Regions from separate parts of the Mus musculus genome. Here region 2 is linked to region 1. The links are chromatin loops, found by intact Hi-C in ENCODE. Cell type or tissue: left cerebral cortex. All regions are shown on one strand. Each heading gives the region's core, and the rest is flanking DNA. Links, peaks and the distances in the headings are about the cores only. Region 1 holds the start of Rps19bp1 (ribosomal protein S19 binding protein 1). Region 2 overlaps Grap2 (GRB2-related adaptor protein 2).

Evidence for each region. Hi-C counts contacts between places; a loop is a spot of excess contacts. Peaks named below come from ENCODE experiments on the same cell type or tissue, not always from the same donor. Only the 100,000 strongest peaks of a DNase experiment are listed, where the experiment ranks them.
Region 2: it touches region 1 in a loop (2.6-fold over the local background); 7 of 42 quality-filtered maps call a loop at or near these places.

The regions. Positions count from the first base shown.
Region 1 is chr15:80,256,453-80,272,156 of GRCm38, reverse strand. Rps19bp1 (ribosomal protein S19 binding protein 1) reads left to right here and starts at 7,851. Exons shown (of 4, transcript NM_175109.3): 1 at 7,851-7,930; 2 at 8,040-8,174; 3 at 10,763-10,860; 4 at 11,027-11,543. The coding sequence starts at 7,879. The coding sequence ends at 11,173. Atf4 (activating transcription factor 4) reads right to left here. Exons shown (of 3, transcript NM_009716.3): 2 at 15,636-15,704; 3 at 14,612-15,523. The coding sequence ends at 14,697. In left cerebral cortex, for the core only: a CTCF peak has its summit at 5,724; DNase peaks (open chromatin) are centred at 5,709 and 7,793; H3K4me3 peaks cover 1,336 bases; H3K27ac peaks cover 695 bases.
Region 2 is chr15:80,626,086-80,641,789 of GRCm38, reverse strand. Grap2 (GRB2-related adaptor protein 2) reads right to left here. Exons shown (of 8, transcript NM_001289442.1): 3 at 7,363-7,454; 4 at 3,226-3,345. Among named protein-coding and RNA genes, the nearest start is that of Mir6957, 12 kb to the left of the region's middle. In left cerebral cortex, for the core only: a CTCF peak has its summit at 7,035; DNase peaks (open chromatin) are centred at 7,216, 9,336, 10,878, 11,609 and 1 more place; H3K27ac peaks cover 3,130 bases.

The DNA.
Region 1 (15,704 bases), core at 2,687-10,686:
TTTAATAGAGACATAATTAGTGGGAAAGGCTGAGGCTGGAAGAGCCTAGGCACTGCACATACACACCCTATGGATCGAGAATCCCCCCACCCAGAGGTCACTGAGGCCCATAATCAACCCAACCAACCCATGGCCCTCTCCAAGCCTTTAGTAATACTCCACAGATCACCTGTACCTCACCTGAGGTGGGGGTGGGGCAGTTCAGGACACCCCCACTGCCCAGATGGAACACTGAGGCACATCTGATCCAGTATCCCACAGTGAGATCACATGCCCAGAGTCCAAACTCCATTCACTCTGCCTAAAGCATCTGTGCCATGGGGTCTAGCAAGAGTGGGAACCTGCCCACATTCTGCCAAGGCCACTAAGACCTGGGAAAAGAAAATACCTACTAAAGTTACACAGCAACTTGTTGACAGAACTGGGCCTTCAGAGGCCCACCTTTGACTTTACCTGGGTCACTGTCCAACCCTAGAGCATCAAAGAAATTTTGCATCAACATCCTCCTGCCTCCCCAAATCCAAAGATGTTAAAAAGAAGCCATGGTGAGCCAGACAATGATGGTGCATGCCTTTAATCCCAGCACTCAGAAGGCAGAGGCAGACTGATCTCTGTGAGTTCCAGGTCAGCCTGGTCTACATAATAAGTTTCAGGACAATGAGGGCTTCAGAGAGAAACCCTGTTCTAAAAAAGGAGGAAGAAGAGGAAGAGGAGAAGGGGAAGGAGGAGGGAGGAGAAAGAGGAAAAGGAGAAGGAAGAGGAGGAGGAAGGAGAAGAAGAGGAGGAGGAGGAGGAAGGAAGAGGGAGAGGAAGAGGAGGAGGAAGAAGAAGAAAAAGAAGAAGAAAGAGGAGGAGGAGAAGAAGGAGGAGGAGGAGGAGAAGGAGAAGGAGGAGGAGGAGAAGAAGAAGAAGGAGGAGGAGGGGGAGGAGGAAGGAAGGAAGAAGAAGAAGAAGAAGAAGAAGAAGAAGAAGAAGAAGAAGAAGAAGAGGAGGAGGAGGAGGAGGAGGAGGAGGAGGAGGAGGAGGAGGAGGAGGAGGAGGAGGAGGAGGAAGGAAGGAAGGAAGGAAGGAAGGAAGGAAGGAAGGAAGGAAGGAAGGAAGGAAGGAGGAAAAGCAGCTGCCCACCACTATGTATCAAGCTGGTTATGGTGATACACGCCTGTAATGCCAGAACTCAGGGGCTGAAGCAAGAGGAACTCCATGAGTTGGAGGCTGTTCTAAGCTATATAGTGAGACTCTGTCTCAAATAACAAAACAAGAGAGGAAGGGAGGAAGGGGGAAAGAGGGGGAGAGCAGAAGTACCCACATGAGTTACCCCTGCCCAGCCTGGACCTAGAACAAGGTTGCTGACCTAGGGTCCTACTGCAGATGGTGAATGCCACCTAAACCACCTGGAACCCTGAAGTCACATACAGCCCCTCACTTTCTGAGCATGTCACAGAGTTGATTTGATTTGATTTGATTTGATTTGATTTGATTTGATTTGATTTGATTTGATTTGATTTGATTTGATTCTGTGTGTATATTCATGTGAGTGCAATGTCCCTAAAGGGCAGAAAAGTGTCAGAAGTGTGTCAGATCCCTAAAGCTGGAGTAACAGACAGCTGGGAGCTGCCTTACAGGGCTGCTGGGAACTGAACTCAGGTCCTCTAGAAGAGCAGAGAGTGCTGAGCCCAGTAACAGTGAACCTAGTAGTAGTAGTGAAGATGGCCGCCCCATGGGAATGAAGGTCAGGCTCCATGAATGGACTGGGTTTGAGGAGACTGTTACTCAACAACACTGGAGACAGGTGGGTGGGCTCAGCCTCAAGAAAGCCTGAGATAGAAAGAAAAATAAAATTCAAGGTCCAAGACTCATGCGGCTTGCTAGTTAGGAGGACTTTTGGGCCTAGAACAAAAAACAAAGGCTGTAAAGTCATCCCAGGAACCAACTAGCCATAAAGATAGGGAAGACATACAAGAATGTCCAGACCTGCCCGGCGCCTCCCTATCTCCTGCCCTTCTGACATGGGTTAAATGTTAACCAGATCCTCTGCTGTTACCTCGCTCTGCATATACAGTTTGCTGATGTTTAAACTGTCCAATTGTGTGAAACCGCGCCAATTCTTCCCCTACCCCAACTCTTTTCCTATATAAACCCCTAGCTTCTGAGCCTCGTGGTCAACACCTCTGTCTCCTGCAGGAGGCCGGGAGCGCCGTCATTTAACTACCTCGTGTGTTTACATCAAGACAGTCTCTCGTGATTCTTTGGGTGCGCGCTATCTCGTGACTTGGGTTGGGGTATCCCCATGGAGGTCTTTCATTATGTGTATCTAACTTCCCTGCCTCCTATGGCTGAACAGAGCTCTTTACCTATAATGTTTCTCCCTCTCCCTAACCCTCTGTCCTGCCTGAGTGCTCACCTGCCTGAAGCAGCCAGCTTCCCCGTGCTAAGGTTTGTTATTTAATCAACTAAATGTCAGGCCCAGCCTTGAACATGGTTAGGCAACTTCACACTGTACCTGTAAGGGTGGTGCCCTAGATCCCGCACCAACCCCTCTCCAGGAATCTCAGAGAGAGGTTAGAACCTTGCAGGAGTACAGCTGGGCTATCTGCACACCACGCTATGAGCTCTGGGCTCATAAATAGCACTGTAGCCTCAGACCTCCCTATGTGCTGTCAAGAAGCATGGAGATACAACAGCCATTCACAGACATGTACCCAGGTCCCCCAAGATACTCCTCTGACACATATAACAGCCATTCACCTACACATGTGTAGTGCTTACTCTGTGCCTGAGGGTACTTTCAGTTTCATGTGCACAGTCCTTATAGGGTCCACACAGCAGGGACAGGAGCAATGGTGGAAAGGCAAGAGCTTGGTCTTCCCAGCCACCCCACCTAGCCTCTGGAAGAAGTGAGGGCATTGGTCACAAGGCAGTTCTCAGAGGAGGCCAGAGAGGAAAGGTGGCCTATTTGAGAGCACAGTGTGTGGGTTGAGTCCCTATGGTGGCCCCACACTCTGGAAACCCAAAGTCCCCCCTGTCATTTCTCAGTCTCCCACCACACAGTTCTCAGATCTCTGTGACAGCATGGGCTGTGTTCTATCTTCCAAGGAGGAGGGAAGCTTCAAATGGAGAATAGAGGGTCTCAGAAGCAGACAGGGGCCAAGCTCCCAGCAGTCCACGTCTGTATTCATGGCCATCCATCTAGTCAGTGGCCCTGTAGCACTAACAGACCAGGCAGGACCTGAGAGATGTCAGAAGGCCAGGCATTGAGGTGTCAGTGAGGAAACAGGAGGCTGGGGCACTTGCAGCCAGTGGGAAAGGCCGCTGGAAACTCCATTTGGTTTTAATTTGAAGATGCAGAGAGGCCGGGAGCTGAGAGCCTGGCAGAGGAGAACTCCGTGGCAGAGGGGGATGGAAGAGGGAGAACCAAAGGACAGAGGCAGAGAAGCAGACATGAAGTCAGAGACTACAGAGATCCTGAGAGGCAGAGACAGAGACAGAGACAAGCAGAGACAACCTCAAGGGGAAAAGTCACAGACATAAAGAGACAGCGTCAGTCAGCGGGCACAGAGGCAGAGAGGGGGAGATGCCCAAGGACAATGGCGGCACACTGGTCATCAAACGCATACAAGAGGTCTGTGAGTAAACGTGCAATGAACCCAACTCACGCTTCAATTAATATGCTTTAAAATCATTTCCTTTATGGAGTGGGGCAGGTCTTACTCTGTAGCCCAACCTGGTCTCCATCTGAAGAGCATCTCCCTGCCTCAGTTCACCAAGTGCAGGTGTGAGTCAGCATGCTCCCCCACCTTTGCCCGTGTGCGTGTGTGTGTGTGTGTGTGTGTGTGTGTGTGTGTGTGTGTGTGTGTGTGTGTGTTATATGTACATATGAATATTTCACATTCCCATGCAGAGACCAGAGGCCTGCTCTATTGATCCCTAACTTATTCACTCGAGTCAGAGTCTCTCACTGAACCTGGAGCCGGGCAGGCACCTCCAAGGCCCCCGTGATCCTCCTGCCTCCACCCTCCACAGCACCAGGATTATGAATGTGATCACACACTGACACCTGGCCTTTTAGGAGGGTGCTGCAGAGCTGAACCCAGGGCCTCGTTCCTGTCCAGTGAGCACTCACACTCACTGAGCTATCTCTCCAGCCTTTGTGTGTGTGTAAAATTATGATGGGTCACACGTCTTTAATCCCAGCACTTGGGAGGCAGAGGCAGGCACGGTTCAAAGCCAGCCTGATCTACAGAGCAAGTTCCAGGACAGCCATGGCTACACAGAGAAACCCTGTCTCAGAAAAAAAAAAAGTTGGTTTTGGTTTTGGTTTTTCGAGATAGGGTTTCTCTGTATAGCCCTAGCTGTCCTGGAACTCACTCTGTAGACCAGGCTGGCCTCAAACTCAGAAATCCGCCTGCCTCTGCCTCCCGAGTGCTGGGATTAAAGGCTTGTGCCACCACGCCTGGCAAAAGTTTTTTTTAAAAAACAAAGTAATAACCCAGACATAGTGTCTCCTACCTGTAATCCCAGCACTCAGGAGGTAGAGACAGGAGGATCTGGAAGTCAGGGTCCTCCTCAGCTACACACCAGCTTGAGGCTAGCCTGGGTTACATGAGATCCTCTCTCAACAAACAAAACAAAACGAAGTCACCTGACTCATAGTTGAAGACTATGATCATTCACACACACACACACACACACACACACACACACTAGTACATGCCTGTGCTGGCAGACATTTGTTCTCGCTGACACATCCATGCAACCTGCTCACACACAGTCATGTTCACACTCAGTCACGCTCACACTTGCTCCAGACTCACAGCCCTGACCTCTAGGCCTGGCTCTGTAGGAAATACCGTGTAGCTTTCTAGAAAATCCCTCCCTCAAAGGAAAGCCAAAGCAAAGCTACTCCCAAGATGAACGGTAGGGAGTCAGTGATGGGATTCTAAGAGGAGGAGGATAATCCTGTTTTCTTTATGCAGACACACCCCCTGCTAGGCACAGGAGAACCTTGAGATAGAGTCCTGTAAGGAGGGACCCAGGACAGAGACTAAGACTCAGAGCAGGAAAGTGGCTTCGCAAGACCACACAGCCAGGACAGAAACCATTCTGAGACCTTAAGACCCACCAGCTTCCACAGAGACCAGCAGGAGGCAGCTGCCTTCCCTGAACCTAACTTTAAGGGTTGGGGACAAACATAGCAGGAGGCAAGCAAGCACCCATGGGTGCCATGCCCGTTGCAGCTGTCTTGTCCACCATGCCAGAGTAGGAGGATGCAGAATGCCAGCACGGGCTATGTCTGCAATGTTCCAGGCAGTACCCCTTTCCTTGAAGGTGCTTCAGGAGTATTGCTTCATTGATCCCAGGTGGCTGAACTGTAAGGAAACGACTTCCGAGGTCTATTTAACAAACGGGGAAACCAAGGTGCTCTTCGAAATGGATTTGCCTAGGGTCACACGGCCCTCAGCAGTCTCTATACCAGATGCCTACATCCAACTGCCTGGGCACACTTTTCTGGAAAGAGACCTAGCCTCTATCCTGGGAGGCCCAGCTTGTTGCTTCTGCCTCAATTTCTCCATCCAGAGAGGATCATCTGGCTGCCAGTGGGAAGGCTGTATCACTGAACTAGCAGGGAGCCAATCCAGGAGCACTGGACCTCACACATCCATTCATCCACTCTGACTGTAGGTAGTGGAGCAGGAAGCCAAAGAATGCTGTCCTGCAGCGCCACCTAATGATCACATGGTCGCAATGTGGACAGCCACACAGGAATTGATTTCCTTCCTCAAGAAATATTAGACAGACAATATACCTACCTCAGTGAATGGAGTTTATGCATGTGAAACACAACAGGAACTTGACTCTTGTTAGCATTTGTTATTAAAAGTGTCTCCCTTCTGGACTAGTTTAGTAGAGATTTGACAATGAGAGTTGTCCAGGGAGAATCACTGTTTCTTTGTGTCCACATTCTACAGTATCAGGTACGCAAACCCCTCAGTATCTGTTGGCCCAGTGAGTCCAGATGTCCATTTTCACTCCCCATTCACAGACCGGCTAGCGCTTCATGGCTCCCACATACCAGGTGCTGGTTACGAGTCTCCACAAGTGAAATAAACCAGGCAGGGTTTCTCCTCATTGCCAAAAAATAATAATTTCTTCTGGGTTAGGAGGTTAGAAAGCTTGTTTGGCACTCAAGAGTCTGCATTTGATCATCAGCACTGCAAAAACACACGAAAGTGACGAAAAAGAAACCTCTAGACTAGAGGTTCTCAACCTTTTTGGTGTCATACGCTCTTTTCACTCTTAAAAACTCAGGGCTGAAGAGAAGGCTCAAAATAACCAAGAGCACTAGATGCTCTTCCAGCAGACTTGGGGTCGTCTCACATCAGCCTGTAATTATGCTTACTTCTGGCCTCCACAGGCATGGGGTATACCTATGGTGCACAGACATACATGCAGGCAAAAATCCATATGTGTGTGTGTGTGTGTGTGTGTGTAATATATATAAATATATGTATACTTAAATTAAAAACAAAAACGAAGCCAGGTGGTGGTGGCACACGCTTTTAATCCCAGCACTTGGGAGGCAGAGGCAGGCTGATTTCTGAGTTCAAAGCCAGCCTGGTCTACAGAGTGAGTTCCAGGACAGTCAGGGCTGCACAGAGAAACCCTGTCTTGAGAGGGGGGGGGGGGAACTCATGTAACCAGAGAACATTTATGTGTAATATTTATCGATAGAATATTTACATCTATGTGTAATATTGATTGTAATATTTATTGATCTATCAGACTAAAAACTGACCTTTTTTTTTTCAATACTAGGGATTAAATCCAAGCATTCTACCGCCAAGCTATTAATACATCCTAGCTCTTCTTATTAATCTGTAACCCAGACTGGTCTAGAATTTGGAGTGTAGCTATGTGATATAAACTGACCTGAAACTTGCCACTCTCCTGCCTCGGCTTCCCAGGTGCTGGTATTCTAAGTGTTCTGGTATCACTGTGCCCAGCAGTATTTACTGTTTCGCCTGACAACCAACTCATTGCTTAATAACATAAACAGTATTTTGCAGCAAATAGCTGTATTTTTCAAAACAAAGCACTTTATTTTGCATGTTTGCAAATCTATTTCTTTGTTGGGGTTTTTTTTTTTTTTTGGTCTTTTGTTTGGTTTTTTCCTTTTGTTAGTTTTGGTTTGGTTTGTTTGTTTGTTTGTTTGTTTGTTTGTTTGAGACAGAGTCTTGCTATGTAGCCCAAGTTAGCCTGGAACTCAGAGCAACAATCTCTGTTCAATCTCCCAAGTATTGGGACTACAAAGTACGACACCTAACCTCCTTGGCTTTACTGATTCTCACACAGATTCTCACAGTGCACGGGACCGGTGTAATGCTTTGAAGGTCATGAAAACTGTCTAAGCCCGGCAAAGTGGCTTAGGTCTGTAAATCCGGCCCTTGGGCGGCAGAGAGAGAAGGATCAGGAGTTCAAAGTCATCCTCAGCTACAATCGAGTTCAAGGACAGCCTAGGCTAGATGTATCCTTGTCTAAAAAGAAAGTAGAAAGAATCACTTCTTTTGCAGGAACTCAGTCTATTCCACACTTGGCCCCTGGACAGAATTGACCAGTAAGGCTAGAAGTCGAGTCTGCCCGCCCACACAGCCTGGATCACCAGAGACCTGTTGCTTAGAAATTGAACAACTGTGGCTTCTGCGCTTTGGACACGCCCCTAGCTCCCCGCTCCTCCGGGGCTATAGGAAAGCCATTGAGCCTGCGTTCTAAGGCAGCACTTCCGCTCGCTGCGGAACCCTGAGCTCCTGCTCCAGTTTCTGCCGAGGAGCGAACACCGCCAGGGCGGAAGTAGCTCGCCGCGTGTGGGCGGGGCTCGGAAACATGTCGGCGGCGTTAGTGCGGCGCGGTTTGGAGCTTCTGGCGGCGTCCGAGGGTGAGGAGAGCAGGTCCTGCGACAGTCGCGCTGTGTAGGAGAGCCAGCCGGGCGGGTGGGGAGGGAGAGCGCGCCCTTCAACTCGGTCCTTCGCTGCCTTTCCCCGTAGCTCCCCGTGCGGTCCCGGGCCAGGTCCAGGCTAGCGGGACTCCGGCGAAGCGGACCCGGAGGGCGCGGGCCAAGGCCTCCCAGGCTCTGAAACTGCGGAACTCAGCGAAGGGAAAGGCGCCTAAGTCCGCTCTAGGTGAGTTGAGAAAGACTGTGAGCGCTTCTTAGAATTGGGGGCAGCGCCTTCGAGTCGGGAGTTCCAAACGTTCCCCGAGACTCCACAAGGAAAAGGCAAAATGAATGTTCAAATCGTGGGGGACAGGTTTCGAACCCAAGCAATCTAATTCCCAGGTCTGCCGCTGTCTGCTATGTGGCAGTTAACAGGATGAGAGAAAGAGGGAAAAGCCTGGGAGTGGTGACACACATCTGTCATCCCTGCACTTGAGAGGTGGAGGCAGGAGAATCAGAAGTTCTGTGTCTTTCCGTGGTGAGTTCAGGGCAAGACCTAATCGTGAAGGCAGATGAAACGCAAGACCCAGGCGCTTGTGAGCTCTAGCCGTGGTGGGGAGAGAAACATCAGAGAGTCTCTCTTAATTATTTATTTATTTATTTATTTGGCTTTTTGATACAGAGTTTCTCAGTATAGCCCTGGCTGTCCTGGAACTTACTCTGTAGACCAGGCTGGCCTCGAACTCAGAAATCTACCTGCCTCTGCCTCCCAAGTGCTAGGATTAAAGGCGTGCGCCACACGCTTACTCTGTAGACCAGCCATCAGAGAGTCTCAAAACTAACAAGCAGGGTTTTGCCAAGTGAGTGAGGCTTGTGAGGTGAAAGGCTCTGCAGTGCTCCGAGGAAGAATCAAACTAACAAGCCAAGGTGGAAGCAACGTTAAGGCATCTGAGAAGGTTTTAGCCAGAAAGGCTTGAGAATTTGGAAGAAGGCTAACGGGTAAGATGAGCAAGAGGCAAGATGGAGGACCCATCAGGGATAGAGGGCTGGCTCACTGGTTAAGAGCACTTGCTGCTTGCTCTTCCAGAGGACCTGGAGCCCCCCAGAAGCCCACAAAGCTGCTCACAGCCCACTGTAACTCCAGGTCTGGGGATTAGATACCCTCTTCTGATTCCACAGACGCTCACTTGGGGTGCACATACATACACTAAGGCACGCAACACACACACATTTATGAAATGAAGCACTCAGTCAACAGTTTACCCTTCTAAACTAACTAACTCGTTTGACCCTCACGGCAGCCCTGTGAGATGAGCAGATCTCTCCCCCACTTTACAGTTACAGAAACAGGCACCTGCCCAGGTGATAGAGGTGGAAGCCGGGCAAATTGTCCCCGTGCTGTTGCTCTTAATGTGCTCTGCTCAGGTGACAGTGCCTCCTTCCATCCCAGTAGGGACAGCAGAAGTGAGTTGATATCATTTACCAGTGAAGTGTCTGCAAAGCAGAAACCTTGTTTCCAGTAGAGCAGCTTAGGGGGTGTGGCACAGGTAGTAAGGCCTCCTTGAGAAGGGGCACAGGATGGTACGCATGTTGCTTTCTTCTTTGACTCCATGCCTCTGCTCTATAAAGGGAGTTGAGGTACTCGGGTTTCATTGTGTGTTTGTTTCTCCCAGTTTTGGAGGCGGGGGGGGGGGGGGGGAGTTATTTTGGCTCGGGCAGGCCTGGACCTCACTGTATAGCACAGGCTAGCCATGATATAGCACAGGCTAGCCACGACCTTAAATCAGCCTTCCTGCTTCAGCCTCCTAAGCACTGGATGATAGGCACACACCACTGCACCCAGCCTGGGAGTCCTTGTTAAAAGCTATGTCGTTCAAGAGGAAACACTATGAACAGAGGTGGAGCTAGGAGGCATGCACAGACACTAGTGGTTTGCACGAGTTCATGTCAAGGTGCCTCCCTCCCTGCCCAGTTATCCCAATAACTGGAGGACAGGAGTGGGGTTCCCTTCACTCCTGTCCTGAGGTAAGCACTCCTCAAGACACAGGACTAACCTCCCATCCCCAACCCTGGATTTTCCATGGTCCTCGTGGCTGGTCTACTGCCTAGTACATAATGGGTAGGCAGGACAATAGCCGGGCATGGTGGTGGTACACGCCTTTAATCCCAGTACTCCGGAAATTCCAACCCCCAAGAAAGAAAATGGAAACCCTCTAAAATGTGTGTTACTGTTCTTCTCAGTTCCTTCCCTGTAGAAATGAAAACAGGAGCTCATGTGTCCTTTGTGCCTGATGCACAGTTATGCTCAGGGTAGACCTTGTGTTATTTGGTGGTGGTGGTGGATTTTTGTTATGCTGTTTTTAAACATAACCCTTTCTGATCTGACTGTGTAGCTAGGAGCAGTCTTCCTATCTTGGCCTCCCCAGTGCTGGGATTACAGGTGCCATGCCTGGCTTAAGACACAGTCATGCCGGGCGTTGTGGTACACGCCTTTAATCCCAGCACTTGGGAGGCAGAGGCAGACAGATTTCTGAGTTCGAGGACAGCCTGGTCTACAGAGTGAGTTCCAGGACAGCCAGGGCTACACAGAGAAACCCTGTGGGTTTGGGGGGGTGGGGGGGACAGTCACGTGACTAACTGATGCTATCCAATAGGGTCTATGAGATTTGCAGCAGACAGTACTTATGGGAAATGTAGATTTGGTTTAGAAGAGACCAGGTTGTGAAATATTCCCTTCTAGGGAAAGGACAGTGGGGCCTTGGGCAGGGGAAGGGACCCAGAAGGCTTCTAATGTACAATGAGTCTGAAATGACATGCCCTGCCTGCCACCCACAGCTGAGTACCAGAAACGGCAGTGTCGAGACCACCTCAAAGCAAACCTGAAGTTTATGACCAGCATGAGAAGCACCGTGCCAGAGTCTGTGACCCAGCAGGTTTGTCGAGGGTGTGAGCTTAGGGACCTGGGTGATAACTGAGGCTGTCCTTCAGAGTCCGTGCGGTTCTCAGCCCTGCCCTGAGCCATAAGCCCTGTGGGCTCAAAGGTTTCCATCTGTGCTTCCAAAGATGGGTGTCCTGTGCCCTTACTCTGAACCTTTTCAGATCCTGCAGCAGAACCAAGGCCGAAAAGCCTGTGATCGGCTAGTGGCCAAGACGAAGAACAAGAAGAAGAAGAAGAAGAAGGCTGAGGGCACTGTGTTCACTGAAGAAGACTTCCAGAAGTTCCAGAGGGAATATTTTGGCAGCTAGACTTCCTGGAGGAATGGTGGGGACAAAAGACACTAACCCTCCTTGGCTGGACTTCTGCTGTCCTGGGTCCCTGCAGTGCTGTGCCACGAGCGACCAGCAGGTGGCAGTGCAAAACTAGCCTGGCTCAGGAAGCCATATGCTGCTATCCCAGGGACACTGGAACAGAGCTGCAAGCCCTGCAGCAAATTTTCCCTCAAACTGAAGTGGACTTCTAGTTTGGCGGAACCATCAGCACCCTGCCAGAAAAGATTCTGACCTGCCAGCTATGACCAGGATTGGTTATCAGGGCTATTTGGTACTGGGCCCACTCAGACCCCACCTCAAGGAGCTGGAAATTCAAATAAATAAATGTGAGTTTGGGCAAATGTGGATTCAAGTGTGTGTGTGTGTGTGTGTGTGTGTGTGTGTGTGTGTGTGTTACAATGTGTTTCCCATCTCAGTGTGGATCTCGGTTCTTCTAGGTTTCCGTGTTAAAGTCCCCAGCCTTGGCCCAGCATAAATGACTTCCTTCTACCAGCGAGGGCCTCCTCTCTGGGCACAGTTACTGTAGCTGCTAGAGTTGCCCAGGAAGTGGACAGGAAGGTCACCTCCACCCTGCTGGATTTTGGGATCTGCTATGGCATCAGTGGAGAGCAGAAAGTCAGTCGTATGTCATTTGATATCTGGGCCTAGGTCATGGTTTCCGGAGTCCTCAGCAAGCAGGTTTACAGGTTTGCATAAAGTCTGTACCCAACCAAGGACCGCAGTGAAAGCTATGGTTGTGCCCCTCAGAGCAAACCGGACTCTCCAGCAGTGCAGTGCCAGTCACAAAGGAAAGATCGTGTGGAATGAGCACACTGGGGGAGAACAAGTGGCAAGGGAAGGACTGACCTGTCACAGGGACCAGGAGACCCCTCAGTGCAGATGGACACATTCCTTTTTTGTTTGTTTTTGTTTTTTTGAGACAGGGTTTCTCTGTGTAGCCCTGGCTGTCCTGGAACTCACTTTGTAGACCAGGCTGGTCTCGAACTCAGAAATCCGCCTGCCTCTGCCTCTGCCTCCCAAGTGCTGGAATTACAGGCATGCGCCACCACTGCCCAGCTTTTTTTGTTTGTTTGATGGACACATTCCTAAGGAGACAACTGGTGGCCTCCACACCGCCATCCTCTCCCCTGAGCCTGCCTCCTCCATTCTCTGTTCACTGGGACTCCTGAGGTTTGTCTCAGTGACGATCGGTCAGTTCCCTAATTGGGCCCCTGACAAGGCAGGGCTTTGTCCTCAGTAAGAGAACAAGGTTCACTGTCCCTGCTCCAAGCAACTCTTCTTTGCCTTTAAGCAGCATTGGCTCTCAAATGGCAACACAGAACTGCCTACAGCAGAGCAGAATTAGCATGGAGTCTGCTTGCCTCCGGTGACCTCTGCCTGTTGGAAGGCATGGCCATCCAATCCATCCAGGAGGTCATAGCAAACAGGAACGGGAGGGAGGGAGTGTGTTTTAATATAGGCTAGTGATGGGAGCTCTGGGCCTTCCATGGCATGTTTTGTCCTCTTGTGACATGGGTTGTTCAAAGGGACATGGGTGGTGGTCTTCAAATCCTCCACCCCTTTCTGCATGCTTGCTGGGCTTTGCTGACTAGAAGAGCAAATTCAGGTGGCCTTGGGGACTCATTTTCTCCTCCTCAAATAAGATGCTTAGCCAACAGCTCAGTGCTTACTTTCTAGGGCCCCTTTCTAGGGAGCATACACCCTCAGTCACATGGTCACCTAGAGGATGCAAGCAGAAATCCTGTACCTTTCCTGGTATAAGGCCTCCTCTTAGCTGCCGAGAAGGAAAAGATGGAGTGCTTGCCAACCTATGGTCCGATAAAAAAACACCGGTTGTTACATTCAAGTCAATGGAGGGGTCCAGCAAAGGGAAGCCTACCCCAACTAAGGCATCCCAAGTTTAAATATTTAAAAATAGGCCAGTTTAAAAATTTGGTAATCTGGACTTGGGCGAGCTGCTGCCCCACCCCCCATGCTTCCTGTGGCTTCTGCTGTGGCCTGGACCATCCACAACTGCCTGGTCCCCTGTGAGTCCAGGGAGCTACAGAGAGTGGAGCAGGACTGCTACTAGAGGTCTTGGGGACTCAGGGCCAGCCACCAGGACTCCAGCCTGGCCTCGAGTGTTCTTGCTTGAGGGGTAGGGAGGGCTTAGTTCAAGGTGCATCTGGAGCTGGTTAGGTTCCCTGTTCTTAAAGGACTAGGCGAGAGGTCCAGCGGTCTGCTCTGCAATTCCCCAAACCTGAGCTGGTCTATTTCTGAACATGTCACTGGGTACTGGTTTGAACATGTACCTGCCACCCACCGTGGCCAAGATCTCCAGCCCATCCCATAGACTGCCTGGGTAGGTGCACTTGGGTCTCATTGCAGAGACTTAACTACTTACAGCCTAGCTTCTGTGCGTAACAAGGGTGAGCCCAAAGGCCTGCTGCAGAAGTGGGAGGCTGCTGTATCATCCTACCCACACCCAGGCCCCACCTTGTTCCCTGCCCCCAACACACTCCTCCTAGAGCAGGTCCTCCACCCAGCCTGCCAGCCATTTTACATCCCATCTTTGTTGTACCTGTCTCCCTTAGCAGGGAAGTTTCACAAAAACTAAGCTGCTCATCTTGTGTTCAGTTTGCATCCGATAGTTCCCAGTACAAGGTGAGCAATCACCAGTGGTAGGGAAACTGAAGGCCGTTCTCTGCCAGCTAATAGGCGCCCAGAACTAACAGCTTCAGTCTGGGCTGGCTAAACGGGAGCAAGCAGTACTTCCAGCCTTTTGTCATACCTGACATTGTCAAGGTTTCTACAGCTTCCTCCACTCTTGGCCAGACTACGGGTGGATTCCATAGTTTTAGGAATCCTAGATTAGCAAACCCAATGGACTACATTCATCCCAACAGCTAACATTCAGGTGAGTCTACTGGCATTGGGAAGGCTGAAAGATCCCTCTTAACCCTGCAGGCTTTAACAGTTTCCAGATTTAAGAGGTAAAGATGCAGGTAGCCCAGGACCCTGGAGCTGGAAGCCTAGGTTCCCTTCCCAGCTTCCTGCCTACATTGCTCATTTTCACCTCTGTAGACAGTACCTGCCACTGTTTACTATCACCCCAGCCCTTCCACCAGGTGGAAACAGTCCAGCCATCTGTGTCAGAGGGAATATGAGCTCTATCCCTTAAGCCTGAGAAAAACCTAATCCTCTGTGTGCTCAAGGCGGGTACCTCATCTAGGTACTTACATGGCAGCTATCTGGCACAAAGCCAGTATGAACAGGTGGAATTCAGGCTGTTCCTTTCATTAACCCAGAGCTCCCTCATCTTCACCGTCTCAAACAGCTCAGCTCAGCCCTGGGATATACCCAGGTAGTTATTGTATCTAACCCAGGAACGTCTGCAGTTAAGTCTATTACAAAGAATGACACTGAAAACCCACATAGGTACTTTCACTACAAAATAATTTATTACAGCAAACACAGCAACACAAGACTATGTACAAGCACAAAGCACCTGACTACCCTATTACGGAACTCTCTTCTTCCCCCTTGCCTTACGGACCTCTTCTATCAGGTCTTTCAGATACTGGATCTCCTTGGCCAGAGAATCTGCCTTCTCTTTCAGAGCCTCATTCTTTTTTTCTAGCTCCTTACACTCGCCAGTGAGGGCCTCCTGCTCAGCCCGCTTCTTCTGGCGGTACCTAGTGGCTGCTGTCTTGTTTTGCTCCATCTTTTTCAGCTTCTTATCCAATTTCTCAGTCTTCACTTTAGCTGTCAAACTAACTCCAGGTGGGTCATAAGGTTTGGGCCGAGGAGACCCACGGGAACCACCTGGAGAAGGCAGATTGTCTGGTGGGGCCCTGGAGGTGGAGGGGCTATGCTGGGGAGAGCCCAGGTAGGACTCTGGGCTCATACAGATGCCACTGTCATTGTCAGAGGGAGTGTCTTCCTCCTTTACACATGGAGGGATTAGAGTAATGTAAGCAGCAGAGTCAGGCTTCCTGTCTCCTTCAGAGATATCAACTTCACTGCCTAGCTCTAAACTAAAGGAATGCTCTGGAGTGGAAGACAGAACCCCTGGGGAACAGGGGAAAGGCTGCAAGAATGTAAAGGGGGCAACCTGGTCGACTTTTATTAAACTTTCTGGGAGATGGCCAATTGGGTTCACTGTCTGAGGGGGCTCCTTATTAGTCTCTTGGACTAGAGGGGCAAAAAGATCACATGTGTCATCCAACGTGGTCAAGAGCTCATCTGGCATGGTTTCCAGGTCATCCATTCGAAACAGAGCATCGAAGTCAAACTCTTTCAGATCCATTTTCTCCAACATCCAATCTGTCCCGGAAAAGGCATCCTCTGGGAAAAGAAATTCAGGTGTGAACGGTTCATGTCATATTCGGGAGGCAGAAAGCCATTAGAACACCAGATCCATATGAAAAGGGCACACCAGGACAGCCGTCCTACTCACCCTTGCCGGTGTCTGAGGCACTGGCCAAGCCATCATCCATAGCCGGCCATTCCGAGGAGCCCGCCTTGT
Region 2 (15,704 bases), core at 3,862-11,861, 370 kb before region 1:
TTAGTCTAGGTCAGTAGGTAGCCAACCTGAAGAAGAACACTGTCTGATTCCAGCTGGGCTGGGAAATTATGCTGACTGCTTTTAGATACGTGCCTTTTGCTACCAGTCAGGATCTCAGGTGGTCAGGCACAATCTGTACTGGGTCTGCAGTAATTGGATGAACCATCTGAAAATAAGGGGATAGATTTTACTCTCAGCTCTGGTCTTTCTCCACAGCTAAGTCACTCTGTCCTGGCTATCAAGTTTTGTTTTGATTTTCCAAACAGACGTATGTTCACATGTTATAGCTGCATGAGTATTGGTGCTGTCAATGGCTGGTTCCAGCAGGAAGGTCAAGAGGTAAAGGGCTTTGGGGAGTAGAAATTCCTCTGAAGGTAAGTAGGGGATTCCCAGGGATAGTTTTAGGGGGGTTGTGTTTGGGGGGAACAGGGATTCTGGCCTTTATTCTCATCTTTAAGCTGGGTTCTGTTCATAGTCAAGAGAAGCCAAAGGTTAGTCACTTCTTGCCCAGCTGATTTGGGGTAGAAACTGACACGTGGCCATCACTGCTAGTCTTCCCTAGGAGTTTGGACACTAACTGGCTTTTCTTCAAGATACAGCATCTTAACTCATAGGAGAGGAAGTATTTCTTGTGTATAATAATTATTCACCCAGTCCCTCTCAGCAATCACAATGAATATCACGTTGCTGCTTGACATCTGTGTCTATAATGTTGGATGACCTACTGGTATTGAGGAGAGTAAAGAAAAGGATGTGACTCAAGTCTCCAGATATAAAAGACTCGCATCTTAGCAAAAGAACCATCATGGGTTCTTAGCCCTTTATGTCCATGCCATACAGTATTTGAAAGAATAAATAGAAGTGGTTTTGCTTTGGGATGTATAGTGCATGTTTTCAAAAGATAGTGTGGAAAGTACTCTAATGATCACGAGAAGTTGCCTTGTCTCAATACCAGGCAAGACTCTGGGAGAAGTCTAGGCTAAGCATTGTATATAATTCATGTCAGTCAAGGAATATGACCCATAATTCCTAGCTGAAAAAGTCAAGATCAAGTTTCTTAAACTCAAAGGCACCAAAAGATGCACTTCAGCCCAACAAATTGCTTGGTGCAGCTTGAGACCAAGGCCCTTAAAAACAAGTTTGATTGGGGCTGGAGAGTTGGTTTGGTGGTTAAGAGTACAGGATGCTCTTCCAGAGACCTGGGGTTGGATTCCCAGCATCCAGTTTCAGGAAATCAATCGCCCCCTTCTGCCTTCCACATGCACTTCATATACACGGTATGCAGACATACATGCAAAATCCATACACACAAAATTTTACCAAAAAAAAATAGGGTTGGTTGGCTTATTTATAGACCAAATTTTCTCTAATGAAGATCCAAGGAGTTTAGACTTTGGGATATTAATATTGGCTTGAGCTAATATTTAGGACTGCCCGACATATGAAATTTTAGTTAAGGAGAATTAGGAGCATAGACCTAGTGACAAGTCTCTGTGGGTGTGATGGTTTGAATAAGAATGGTCCCCATAGGCTCATGTATTTAAATGCTTAGTCACCAGTGAATGGCACTACTTGAAAGGATTAAGAGGTGTGGTCTTGTTGGAGGAAGTGTGCCACTTGGGGTGCCTCTCCTTCCTTCTTCTCCACCTCTTTCTCTCTCTTGGCCCACAGAGCAGGATGTAGCTCTCAACTACTTCTCCAGCACCATGTCTGCCTGCTCGCTGCCAGGCTTCCTGTCATGATAATGGACTCACTCTGAAACTGGAAGCCACCCCCCAATGACATGCTTTTGTTAATGAGAGTTGCCTGGTTGTGGTATCTTTTCACAACAACAGATCAGTGACTGAGACAGTGGGTAAAGGTGTCGTCCACCAAGCTTGATTCCCCAAGTTCAGTCTCGGGGACCCATGTGGTAGAAGGAGAGCCTCAATTCCTTAAATATATCTTCTGACCTCCACATGTGCAAATATGTGCCCCAGCTACCACATATGTCACACACACACACACACACACACACACACACACACACACACACACACATTCACTTACACACATACAATATATATATATATATATATATATATATATATATTCTTTTTGTTTTAGCAAGATGTCAAAGTTGATGACATTAAGGAGACAATGTGACAAGGTTGTGACATTAAGTACACTCTGAGGTGAACAAGCCTAGAGACAACTGGCCCATTAGTCCTTCCTGCCTATGCTTTAAAAGTTCCTCTCTCTCTCTAAACAAAGCAGCCAGTTTATCACCAGAGATTAGATTCTCAATAGAAGCAATAAAGCCTCACACCTTTAGAAACCTATCAACTAAGGCGGGGTAGCATTGCCTGTCAATTCACCGGGCAGGGGTGTGAGTTCTGTGTAGGCTCTGGCCTCCTCTGCTAAGAGCTGCATTTCTTGCATTACGTGGTCAAGTCTCTGACTTGCAGTCTTTGACATGCTGACCACACACACTGCCCGCAGAGCTGGGGTTTCTCAGCTTAGGTCTGTGTCACATCCTTGCCTGGACTGAGTCACTTCCTGTAAGGTGCAGCGGTGCAAGGGTTACGGTGTCAAAGTTCTCTCTGATCCCCCTCACCGGGGGCCTCCCTCATCTCTGTTCTGCTCTTTTCGATTTGGCTTTGGCTTTGCCGTGACCCTGCTGGGGGAAAGCAGCCTCGCTCTGGGTCCAGCAGCAGCGTGGGATTTCTGCTCTCCTCTGGCCTTTCTTCAGCCATCTACTGACAGAAACAGACAAGGTTAAGAGATAGCCAAGTGGGAGGTCCTTTCCTTCTTCCTCTCCTACTTCCATAGATGCTTCTTGTGTCTGGCGCTGTCCAGAGCACACATACAAAACATATCAACTTGCTTTCTGAAAATATTTGGGCAGGACAGGGAAACAGATAAATACACACTTGTTTCTTTTTTTCTCTTCAACTTGTTCTTAATATGTAGCCTTGGCTATCCTGGAATTCACTATGTAAACCAGGCCAGCCTTGAACTTACAGAGATCAGCCTTGGCTCTGCCTCTTGAATGCTGGAATTAAAGATATGTATGACCACTACACAGGTCATTTTGAACAGAAATCAGGATGTGGAGGAGCTGAGGAGACATGTTCTGGGGAAGAAATAGTCCAGTAGTTAAAGAGATGCCACCATGTTTCTGACCAGTGGCTGATCTGGCTTCAGCAGGCTGAGAAGGATCAAGGCGGGTTTAGTTGTCAGTACCTGACAGAGATGGAGAAGTCTCCTGGGGAACTCTGGCTGGCCCTGATGATGAAGAATCCAATGTCCTTGCCCATGAGTAAGTTTTCTGCTTGATGTCGAGAGAGGCCTTCATGGAACCACCTATTGCAAGACAGGGTAAAAAGAGTTCTTTGAGACACGTGATGGTGGTGCGGAGGGAGAAGGGACATGGAAAAGAGGTGACTTGAGGGAGGAGGCCAGGGACGGTGAGTCAGGGTTTGGGGCATGCATTCTAAAGATTTATTTATTTATTTATTTATTTAATGTATAAGAGTACACACCATAGCAGTATAGATGGTTGTGAGCCTTCATCTGGTTGTTGGGAATTGAATTTAGGACCTCTGCTTGCTCCGGACAACCCCACTTACTCCAGTCTTGGCCCCGTTCACTTAGTCCCTTCTTGCTCCAGCCCAAAGATTTATTTATTATAATAAATAAGTACACTATCACTGTCTTCAGATGCACCAGAAGAGGGTGTCAGATCTCATTATGGATGGTTGTGAGCCACCATGTGGTTCCTGGGATTTGAACTCAGGACCTTCGGAAGAGCAGTCAATGCTCTTACCTGCTGAGCCATCCTACCAGCCCTGGCATGCATTCTAAAACCTAGCAATGGTGGCTAACTGCTTCCAGGGAAGCAATGTCCACTGCTCTGTAATTGCTCTCTTTGTTCTTGTCCCTCCAGAAGTTTCTCTCTAGCTTGGGAAACTTGAATCATGGAAGTTTGCTGCTGTACCATGTGGGGCTGTGTGGGATTGGCTCCCGGTGGGATGAAGTCGCCTGCCACCAGGAGAAGAGAATGCATGGGGTAAGAAGAGCTGCTGCAGGCACGGAGGCATGGAGGCAGGGCATCAGGCTAGGCTGGGAGACAAGGCCTGGGCACCCATTCCCTTCCTGAGATGCCAGTGGCTGGGCACTTTTCCCCAGGAGCATCCAGGGGCTCAGGCTCTTTGGACTAACACAGAAGCCTCAGGGGCTTGACAGTTATGTCCAGCAGAGACTGCCAAGAGCCCAGGAAATGATGTTGCAAACACTTGGAGCTCAGCAGCTCTAACAGCAACATCTGCAGCCAACTTCCTTAACTCTTTTGTGAGCTATTCCCTGCACTTCGAGGTCATTTACCTAAAAAAAAAAAAAAAGTGGATCTAGGTTTGATGAACCTTTACAGAGGAAACAGAGATGTAGAAGAGACACCATACGGTCAGGGCGGCAGTGGCTGGAATGTTCCAAAAAAGTCAAGCACACTGGGTTAGGTGACCGGTGGCTGCAGCTTCTGCCAGGAGAGCACAAACTCCTCTCTGCTCTAGAATGAGAGTTTCCATCACAGCCGGTAGAGGTTGGACCCTGTCACATTGCTTCTAGATGGCTGCTCTAATTGCTGCTGTCGGAAGGCTAATTAACGCTCGAGTCCCTTTAGGACAAATGCACGGCAGGCCTCTGTGCTTCACAGGATCTGAGACCCTTGACTCCAGACTCAGATAACAGGAGGGACACTTCCTCCAGACCTGGGCCACAGCAGTAGGCTGGAGCCTGGGGTTTCTGGTGTCCCACACCTCTGCAGGGCTGAGCAGCTGATTGCCACACGGAGAAGGCACAGTAGTGACAGGAGTAGGCGGGTGGCGTGTGCTACCACAGCTATAGCTCAAAGGGAAGTTTGCAGCAGAGGCAACAGGCAGAGACCTTTAGAAAGGCAGAGGCATCTAGAAAAGCTACGTTCTCTAACTAGATTAGAGTATGGAATCTTTGTTTTTTTTTTTAAGACTTCCAAAATTTTCCGTACATTTTGTGTCAGACACAGGAGGCCAGGGTTTCAATCTTCCTTATTATTCTAAAGCTTATTTTTCACTTTATTTGATGTGATTTATTTATACTTTTGTTTGTATTAGTTAATTAATTACTTTGAAATAGGATATCTCTATACAACCCTGGATATCCTGGAACTCCCTCCCTATATAGACCAGGCTGGCTTCGAACTCACAGAGATCTGGCTGCCTCTGCTTCCCAAGCACCTGGAATCAATGGTGTGCACCACCACACCCAACCTATTACTTTTGTTTTGAGGGGACAGGGTCTCATGTAGCCCTGGCTGACTTTAAGCTTGTTATATGTTAGAGGCTGGCTTTGAACTTCTGACTCCACTTCCTATAACTGTACGTGCTGGGATAACCTTTTTCCCCAACCTTGGCCAGGTCTGATGGCTTTTATTGATCATCTTTGAACACCTGGGACCATTTTCTTGGTGCTAGGAAAATAGTGGTGAGCAGAGCGGACAAGTGACTTCACTCTCAGCAAACTGACATTCTAGGTGGCCCGGGAGATGCACAATAACAACAGAATAATCAAAAATGGCGTGCCAGGGGATTATGAGCCGGGGGAGAAAATGGAAACAGGGTGGACAGGATGCTGGGGATGGAAAGTCATTTAAAATGGCCACAGGAGATGGCTTTGAAAGCATGACAACCTGAACTGTCACAATCCCCAGCACCCACACAAAAGCCTGCCATAGGGACGGGTGCCTGTAACCAGGACTGGGGAGACTAACACAGGCAGAGCCCCAAGGTTCACTGGCTGGCAAGTAATAGACCAGACAGAGACCCTGTCACGAGAGGTGAATGATAGCCTATAGGTGACACATGAAGGTATCCTCTGGCCTCCACATTTGCTATACTCATGTAACACCAACCACTGGGGAAAATAAAATGGTAATAAGAAAGGTTTACTGGAGAAGGGTGTGGGGGATGGCAGGGTGAAGGAGGACCTAGCAAAGGAGCCTGAGGAGAAGCCAGGGCGCTGGAGGCCCCAAGGGGAGGAGGCGGAAGAAGAGGCTTTTGGAGGTCACAGAGTTTGTTCTAGTGGGAAGAATGTCCCATCCTGCCGAGATGGTGGCTGAGAAAGTAAGGGTGCAGTCTTTAGCTGGCCCGGACCTCGTTGATGGGAGTCTGGGGGTTCCTCGGAGGATAGGCGCATGCGCAGGGTTGATAATAGCGTAATAGGGAAAGCCAACACTTTTGAGGGAATGGAAAGAAAACTGGAAGGAGCTGGGAGCAACAGTGGTTTGTTTTGTTTTTCATTTGTGTCTTTGGCCGGGGAGGTGGTGACTACAGCGAGCCTGTCAGCTGAGTACAGAGAGTAGATGGGGAGCGGTGTGTGGGGGGTGGGGGTGGGTGGGGGGGTGGGCGTCGACTGCTGTAGGCACCCGCAGCTGAATCTGAATGTGGCTGCCAGAAGTGATGGGCCAGTGAGAGTGGGCATGAGGGTGGGGAGGGGACCAAGGCGCTTCTCTTCCTGTGAGTTCCCTCACCCGCCATACACATGGGAGGAAGGCGACAGAACTGAGAGGTAGGTGGGAGACTGACTGGCCTCAAGTGGCCCCTTAGCAGATGACAGAAGCGCTAAGGACCCATGGGGGGAAGGCGGTCAGTGGTCAACCTGTTGGCTAAGTGGTCTCTTCTGGGTCACAGAAGGTGACTGCCTGAGTCACCAATAGTACTATGATTTTCTTACAAAGCCTATGCTCTTTGGGCTCGACCCTGGCTCTGAGACAAGATTAGATTTCTATCTAACCCTTGTGGTCAATTCTTGAGACAAACACAGCCCAATCTGTGTTTCACTTCCTCTTTCTGGAGGGAATCTCCCCTGCCCACCCCCCCCCCCCCCAGACACGGGTGAGCAAGCTGATAGAGTTTGGGATTCCTGCTTAGGGTGGAAAGCCATATTAGGCAGTCAAGAACTTTGCAGGAATGGCTTTTGACAAGTGATGTCCAACAGCGCCCCCTTTGGGATTCTTAGAGATCCTGCAACTGCATTCGTTATAGGTGATTTTAACAAGCTTCCTCCTCCCTGCCCCTCTCTCTATGTGTACATATATACATATATATAATTAAATAGGCGATTCATGCACATGGTGTAAACTTCAAAAGGGAATGTGATGCCATGCAAATAAACCTTCCTCCCACTCTGGCCTTCCGCTGCGGGGTTCTGGAGGCTGGGGAGGGAGATCTCCAAAGGCAGCCATTTCTGACAGTTCCTTGGGTATGCATAGATAATTTTAGTGACAACTGAAAAAAGTAAGGGGAGCGTGTGTGGGTAGAGCCATCTTGGCAGGCTGGGAATACTTACTCAGGAAACTCGATATCTATAAAATTCTTAGGCACATATCCTTCTTGGCTTCCGAGCTCCGCCTTGAGCCACTCCTCCTGGTTGCTTAGTATCTAGATGGAAAAGAACAAAGGATTCTGAAGAGAGGACCCCAAGCAGCAGGAAGGGGCTGCAGAGTCTAAGGGATTGGATGGGACATCAGCTCCAGGGCTTAGTGGGGAAGGAGGGAACACCACCGCTTACTTCTCTAGAATCTGGCTCCTCTTTACACCATTATTTCTCTCCACTTATGCTGCCACTCATGTCACCCACCAGAGCTCAGACCTGGCGCTCAGAGACTGCCCTGCATCTCTTCTTACAAGTTTAGTTCTTCACATGTCTGTATGTGTGTGTGTGCTTGCCCCTGTGTGTGTGCACAAGTGCTCAGAGCGCATCTAAGGAGGCCGGAGGGCAACTTCTGGTAGTCCTCTCTTTCTGCTTTGTGGCTCCCAGGGATCAAAGTTACCCACTGAGCTGTCTTATCAGCCACCAATGCATTAATTCATTTGTTAATTTTTTTTTTTTTGAGAGAAGTCCATGTGTAGCCCAAGCTGGCCTGGAACTATGAAGGATGGCTTTGAACTCTTGATCTTCCTGCTTCTACCTTCCAAGTATTAGGGTTATAGAAGTATAAAAATCATGTCTGACCAAAAATTTATTTTTTAAACAAGAAGATTAAAACTTAAATGTCTAAGGGAGACCAGCTTTCTAAACTGTCAACGCTTCATATTTCATATTCCCATTTTGAATTTTGAAAATGGTGGGAATGGGATTCCGGATATTTGGGATGACAGTTCGGGTATGGTGTCTCATGGCTGTCATCTCAACACTCAGGAAGGTGAGGCAGGAGGATTTCTGTCAGTTGGAGGCAAGCCCGAGCTACATAGCAGTGAGCTCCAGGGCAATAGAGTGAGAACTTGAGAGGGAGGGGGGCTCTCTACAGAGACACTTGCCAGGTCCTTTATAAACTTAGCACCAGATCATAGACAAAACGAAGAATTCTTCTGTCTTCTTACTATAGGGCCCTCCTTGACGGATACCCACATGTGGTTGCCTGCCTTGGCTACTCACTTACTCAGGAGACATGGCTGTACGTATCTTCATTGATTTCAGAAAAAAAAAACGAGACGACCTTGAAAATATTTGCCATCTCCACTCAGAAAGCTTCTAAAGTATGTGGGCTTAGACTAGAACAGTGACTCTACCCAAGGGTGGCAGCATTAGAGACTGGGAAACCTTTGATGGTACCACCAAACCTCTGGAGTCACTTTCCAACAGCCCCCTCCCCCTCTCCTCCCCTTCCCTTCCCTCCCACCCCCACTTTTCGGTTCCTCTCCCCCTCTGGTTTCTGGGCTTGGAGGAAATATTAACTCTTTGCTTCTCTTTCTTGTAGCTGAAAATGTTTTCATGGGTGGAGATGCTAGGGCAGAAGGAAGAGCAGAGAGCAGATGGGAAAGATAGCCTGGAGACCTCCCTAGGCAACGAATGCTAATTGGGCCAATTGTGATGACCCAAGAACAGGGTCTGAGGTACATTCTTGGAGTTTGGTGTCTTCACTCTAGCTAGAGGAGGTTAGAAGCAAGGGGCCTTGCAGCCCATGGTTGAAAATTCTGGATTTTTCTCTTCAGATTGATAAAAAGATTTTTAAGTCAGGAAATGACAGTAAGAATGAGAGTTGAGGAGGAGCCTTGAGGAGGAGCTGGGGGTGGGGTAAAACCAGAGGAAGGACAGAGGGCGATGGGCGTAGCCCACTGTGTAAGGGACCATGGGGTCTGCGCTAAGGAGAGGCGAAGACCTATTTCAGAGGATTCGAGGAAGGAAAAGAGGAGCAGGGTTTTGTAACCATTTAGGGTTGCTGAGGGAGAAGGGGATTCTGGGAAAACTTTGGGTTTCTAGCTTGGGAGACTGAGTGGGTGGTGATGTCTCGCTGAAATAGAGAGGAGCAGGAGCAGGAGGGACCCGTGGGCTTCAGCTTGTAGCGGGTGAGTTCCGGCTGCACCCCTTCAACTGCGGAGAAATCCTCAGTGAGCGGTGGGTGCTGTGGATCTGAGTGTTGGACGTAGGAGAGAGCTGGGGGCTGGTAACTTGGGGTTTCCAGGGCTGGTAACTTGGGGTTTCCAAGACTCGCCCAGTGGAAGCCCTGGAACCCTTGGATTTCTGTCTTCCACATCAAAAGCTAATGCCTCCCTCCCTCTCTCCCTCTGTCTCTCCTTCCTCTCCTTCCTGCCACAGGGTTTCATATAGCCACGGAATCTCTAAGCAGCTGAGAGTGGTCTTGAATTTCTGATCCTCCTGCCTCCATCTTCTGAGTGCTGAGATTACAGGCAGACACCACCCCATCTATTTTATGCTGTGTTGGGAAAAGTCTCCAGGGCTCCCTGAATACCAGGTGAGCTCTCTGCAGCTGAGCTTCACCCCCAGGCCTAGGCTCCACTGATGAATTTGTCTCATGAGACAAGGCCTCACTATGTAGCCCTGGCTGTCCTGGAACTCACTATGTAGACCTGGCTGGCCTCGAACTCACAGAGACCAGCTTGTCTTTGCCTCTCAGTGTTGGGATTAAAAATGTGGCACCGTTGGCTGAGCAGCAGTGGTGCACGCCTTTAATCCCAGCACTCGGGAGGCAGAGGCAGGAGGATTTCTAAGTTCGAGGCCAGCCTGGTCTACAGAGTGAGTTCCAGGACAGCCAGGGCTATACAGAGAAACCCTGTCTCAAAAAACCAAAAAAAAAAAAAAAAAAAAAAAAAAAAAAAAAAAAAAAGTGGCACCATTATGCCCCGCATTGCCTCTGATATCACTGCTGAGATGGAAGAAAAGTGCCATCAGGTTTGGAACAGGAAAACGTGGTTTCTAGCTTGAGCTCTGTCATTAGCTGTGTGACACAGGACAAATCAATCAGCCATCTGAAATGTAGCAGCTCACTGGAGCCTTAAAGAGCTTAGGTAAGGACAGACAGACCTCTGGCACAGGAATATGTATGGGTATCTTTTTTTTTCCCCCTTCCAGACTGGGCTCCTTTAGGTAGCCCTGGCTGTCCTAGAACTTAATCCATAGATCAGGCTGGCCTCAAACTCAGATCTGCCTGTGTCTGCCTCCCAATTGCTGGGATCAAATACCTGGGTCACCAAACTGGCAAACATTCATACACACACACACACACACACACACACACACACACACATAACATATACACACACACACAACACACACACACACACACAGCACACACACACACACGTTTAATACTGTATCTTTATTAGGGAGGACTCCAGTTCTATTGGACATGGAAGGGCTTGTAATTCTTGCAAGCACTGTTCATGAATGTTCGGGCTGTGATCATTCGTCTCTGAAGCAGTAAAAGCATGTCCCATATTTGAGCTCGAGAAATGCTGAGAACAGAAACTTTCTAACATCAAATGTGTCTCTCAGCTTTGCTGAGGATGGGTGTGGGTCTGTGTGTGCTGGGGGGACCGAGGGGGCGGGGAGGCACAAACTAGGTCAAGGGAAGGCGAGGAAACTCAGCTGCGGCATCTTGTATCCACTTAAAAAGCAGGAGAACGTTTCCCTCCGTGCACCGTGCACCGCTCCGGAATTGACAGCTTTGGAATTAGTTTGTCCTGTCACAGTCGACCCTGGGGGAGGTGGGGGTTGGCCAGGGCAACCAACGTCAAATCCTAATGGAGCAGAGGTGAGGGAGAGAGATGCCATTTGGAAATTGGCTTATCACAGTACGAATCACCCTCCATAGCTTGCTCTCTGACCAGAAACCAGCGCAATTCAAGTAATCACGGCCAGCAGTCATCTACTTCCTCCAGAAACTAAAGATTGTCCAGGACCGGACAGCCAGCTATTGTCTCTACCACCTGGGGCTTGATCTGCCTGAGATTATGTTTCCAGAGGGGTGAATTCACAGGCATTTTATAGTATATAGAAGGTTGGTTTTTTTTTTAATCTCTCATTTTCTGCAAAGAAAAGTGTTTTGTTTTGTTTTTTTCTTTTGAGGGGTGGTGGCTTCCTCCTGCTGTTGTGGGCCCCGAGCCCCAGAGCTTCCTGTTCTCATCTCTCCATCGATTCAGTTCCCCTATCTCTTTGTACCCCTCATGTAAGCCCGGGCAAAGAGTACGGCCCAGACACACGAAGTTCTACACTTAAATTGCTGTGCCGTCTTTCTTCAAATGTTCCCCAAGAGAATAATTTTCTGGGTTACATGGCCTGAGAATAAGCTAGATGTGGGAAGAAAGGCCGGAAGTACAGCTGGGAAGAAATGTAAAATTGGATGGAAGTACAGCTCTTAGAGGCACAGCGGAAAGCCAGGGCATCGCAGAAGTTAATTGTGTGGGATTAAGTCAGTGCTTTTAGGCCTCTCTTAGTAGGGAGAAATGGGGTCGACTTGGACACATTATAGAAACAGGGAGGAACAAACTGGGTCAAAAGCCCTTTTCCAAAGCTGCAGGCGGATCCCAGTGTAGATGGGTACCCTGTATAGCCACAGGTATGAACACGAAAAGTGTGATTCCCCCAATTCCTTTCCAACTGTTTATTTCCCTGGAGAACAAGGAGCAAGCCCCTTTGGTAGAGGCTCCTTGTCCACCATCTTGTCTGCTGTCCCACCTGCTGTTTTAGCTGGGAAGCCAGAGAAGGAGTGGGAGAGGATCGCTGGAAAGCTAGCCAATCGCATCTTTGTACTTCTCTAATAAAAAAGTCTGTCTAATCGTTCGAGCTGAAGGCCAATCAACCCGAGCACCTCCAAGTGACTTTCTAGGGCACTTAAGAGCTGTCCTTGAAATGGTCTGCAGAGGTCCCTGGGCATGTTTTCGCAGGCTTGCGATGACTGACGCGATCATTAATGGCCACCATTCAGACATAAGAGCTCTGGCGCAGGCTCTCTGTGGTTTACTTTTGCAGCCCTGGCTGCAACGTGCAGACCTGGGAAAGGTGGGCAGAGTTGACTTGCTGATGGGACTCTAAGTGGCCACATAGATGACATTCCCCAGGTCAAGACATATGCTTGGGGATGTGGCTTGTGAAAGATGCTGGGAAGGCACAGTGTTGAACTGGAGTCTCTCTGCTCTCATGGAGTTTCTCAATGGAAGAACCCACTATTCATTCATTCATTCATTCATTCACTCATCTCACTTAATGCTAAGCATCATTCAGCTTCTAGAGATGCTGAAGTATGTGTAACCCTCAAACAAAACTACAAAACTTTGGCCAGTGAGGTAGCCAACAAGGAAATGGGCAATTAAGATCACATGTGGTGGGGCTGGAGAGACGTCTCAGCGGTTAAGCACTCACTGCTCTTTCAGAAGTCCTGAGTTCAATTCCCAGCAGCCACATGGTAGCTCACAACCACAGCAATGGGATCTGGTGCCCTCTTCTGGTGTGTCTGAGGATAGTGATGGTGTATCCACATACATAAAATAAATAAAACCTTTTAAAAAAAATCACATGTGGTAAGGAACTGTGGTGGTGAGAGATGGCCCTGAAAGGACAGCTTGTCTGAGGCAACATTGTAAGTGTGTGAGATGCTGGGAAACAGATAATGGAGAGGGGTTACCTCAAAGATGTGTGCTGTGAGTACGTGTGTACACATGGGCCTGCCCGTGAGGGTGATGAGACTAGATAATGGGTTAGATTTCAACGAGTTGGTAATGGTAATGGGAGTGATTTTGAGGAAGGAGATGATCTGATCTGCTTTGTCTTCGGGAAGAGTCCTTCTGGCACCAGTGTGTCGACTGATTGGGGAGGAAGAGAGAGGAGACAACGGCTTCCGATGACCATTGGCCGAGAGAGCAAGAAGGCATGTAGTCGTGATAATATGGCCGCTGCTTGCTCAGGGTCTGCTTTGGACCATGACCTTTAACTCCTTTCCTAGACTCTGCAGGATAGGCCATCCTTTCACAGAGGCAAACACTGAGGTTCACACTGAGGCTCACACCGATGCTCACACTGATGATGCTCACACTGATGATGCTCACACTGATGCTCACACTGATGTTCACACTGATGATGCTCACACTGATGCTCACACTGATGAGGCTCACACTGATGATGCTCACACTGATGCTCACACTGATGAGGCTCACACTGATGCTCACACTGAGGCTCACACTGAGGCTCACACTGAGGCTCACACTGAGGCTCACACTGAGGTTGGCACTGAGACTGGCACTGATGAGGCTCATACTGAGGCTCACACTGAGGCTCACACTGATGCTCACATTTAGGCTCACACTGAGGCTCACACTGATGAGGCTCACACTGAAGCTCACACTGAGGCTCACACTGAGGCTCACACTGAGGCTGGCACTGAGACTGGCACTGATGAGGCTCACACTGAGGCTCACACTGAGGCTCACACTGAGGCTGGCACTGAGACTGGCACTGATGAGGCTCACACTGAGGCTCACACTGAGGCTCACACTGAGTCTGGCACTGATGAGGCTCACACTGAGGCTCACACTGAGGCTGGCACTGAGGTTCACACTGGCAGGTGCCTAGGCCCAGGCTACACAGCTCACAGGCTGGGAACTGAATCCATATTCATGGGGTGACAAAGCCTGTGTTCCTTTGTTCTAGCATCACACTTTTTCTTTTTCTAATGGAGAATGTCTTCCCTTGGGGGACTTAGGGAAAGAAATATATATAGAACAGAGATAGTACATAAGGAACAGAGAGCGCTCCATGCAGGCCCTGGCCCAGTCACTGTCTCTGCGTGATTTTGACAGGTTGTTTAATCCCTCAGCCTCCGTTTCACTCTCAACCTCCTAGGTTTGCTGAGATGCCACAATAGTACCTGTATCCCCTGTGCCAGTCTTGGCTCGCAATAGAAACTCAGCTGGTGGCAGTCCTGACCACCAGGATTTGGCAAGAGAGGTATCTAGCAACTGAACTTTGATGGTACATCTATTACAGACAGAAGAATAACTTGGATGGAAGTTGGGTTGGGTGGGTCTAGGGGGATGTGTGAGCCTGATGGCAGGAGATAACATCCGGCAGACAACTGGTTCTGGGGTTCAAGGCAGGGGTTAGTGAGGGAGAAAGGTACAGAGTGGGCTATCTTTAGCACAGAGTCAGAGAAGAGGGTGAGGTGATTCAGAGCAAAGAGAATCAGAAGAAGGCCAAGGACATAGCTTCAGGGGAGTGGATATATCAGATTAGAGAGAGGACAGGCACACTCACAAACAAGACCTGGAGGAGAGGTTGAGGGGAGAGAGAACAAGACAGGGGTGCCATCGAGCAAGGGGAAAGAGCCCCAGCGAGGGGCAGCCAATAGAGTCTCCGATTTGTCTTCTAGAAAAGTCCTTCTGGGACCAGTGTGTGGAATGATTGAAGGAGGAAAAGACAAGAGGCAATGACTTCAGTCAAGGGGCTGCCAGCCAGTCACCTGAGAGACCAGGAGATGGGGAAGGCACATAGTTGTCTTGGTAGAACATTCAACTCACATGAAGGAGGTTGTAGCACGTGCTGGGGAGTTTTTGTTAACTTGACACCAGCTAGAGTCATCTAGGAAGAGGACTGTAAACTGGAATCAGATTGGCCCCTAGGCAAGTCCGTGAGACAGTTTCTTGATTAATGATGGAGTGGGAGGGCCCAGCCCACTGTGGGTGGTACCATCCCTAGGCAGGTGGGCTCTATAACTAAAGTAGCAGAGTCAGCCAAGAGTCCTAAAGCAGCGAAAGCAGTTCCTCTTGTGGTCTTTGTTTCAGTTCCTGCCTCCAGATTCCTGCCTTGAGTTCCTGCCCTGACCTCCCTCAGTGATGGACTTTGATGTGCAAGTGTAAGTCAAACAAAACCCTCCCCTCCCCAAGTTGCTATCCCAGCAACACGAAACAAACCAGGACACAAAATAAAAGGCAGACTTCAAAGGGCCGTGGAGCCAAGAGGGGAAGTGGATGGCTCTGGCACCGGGCGCAGAGAACTGCTTCCTTTTGAGCAAAAGGGACAGGAAATCAATAAGGAGCCAGCCTGGGGAACAGGGCTGAGGGAACACTCATTTGCTTGCTTTTCCTTTCGCTCTTCTGGATAACATAAGGTAACAGGGGAGCTTACGCAAGGCATTAGGTCTGTGTGTGATGAACACCGGGGCAGGAGCTCGGCTGAGCAGGGGGTGCTTCTGTGTGTTGGTATCTGAATGGTCACGGTGCCCCAGAGAGGAGGGAGGAGAGACTTACCTTCACATGACAAGGGTCTCTGTGACCTCAATAAGGATCTGAAGATGCGAAGGCCACCATTTCCTCAACTGGTGGTCTAACCTATTTGAGCTTATAAAACTTCAAACTTGGGACACTGTGGGGTCAACCATAGCATGAGGTCTTTCAAGC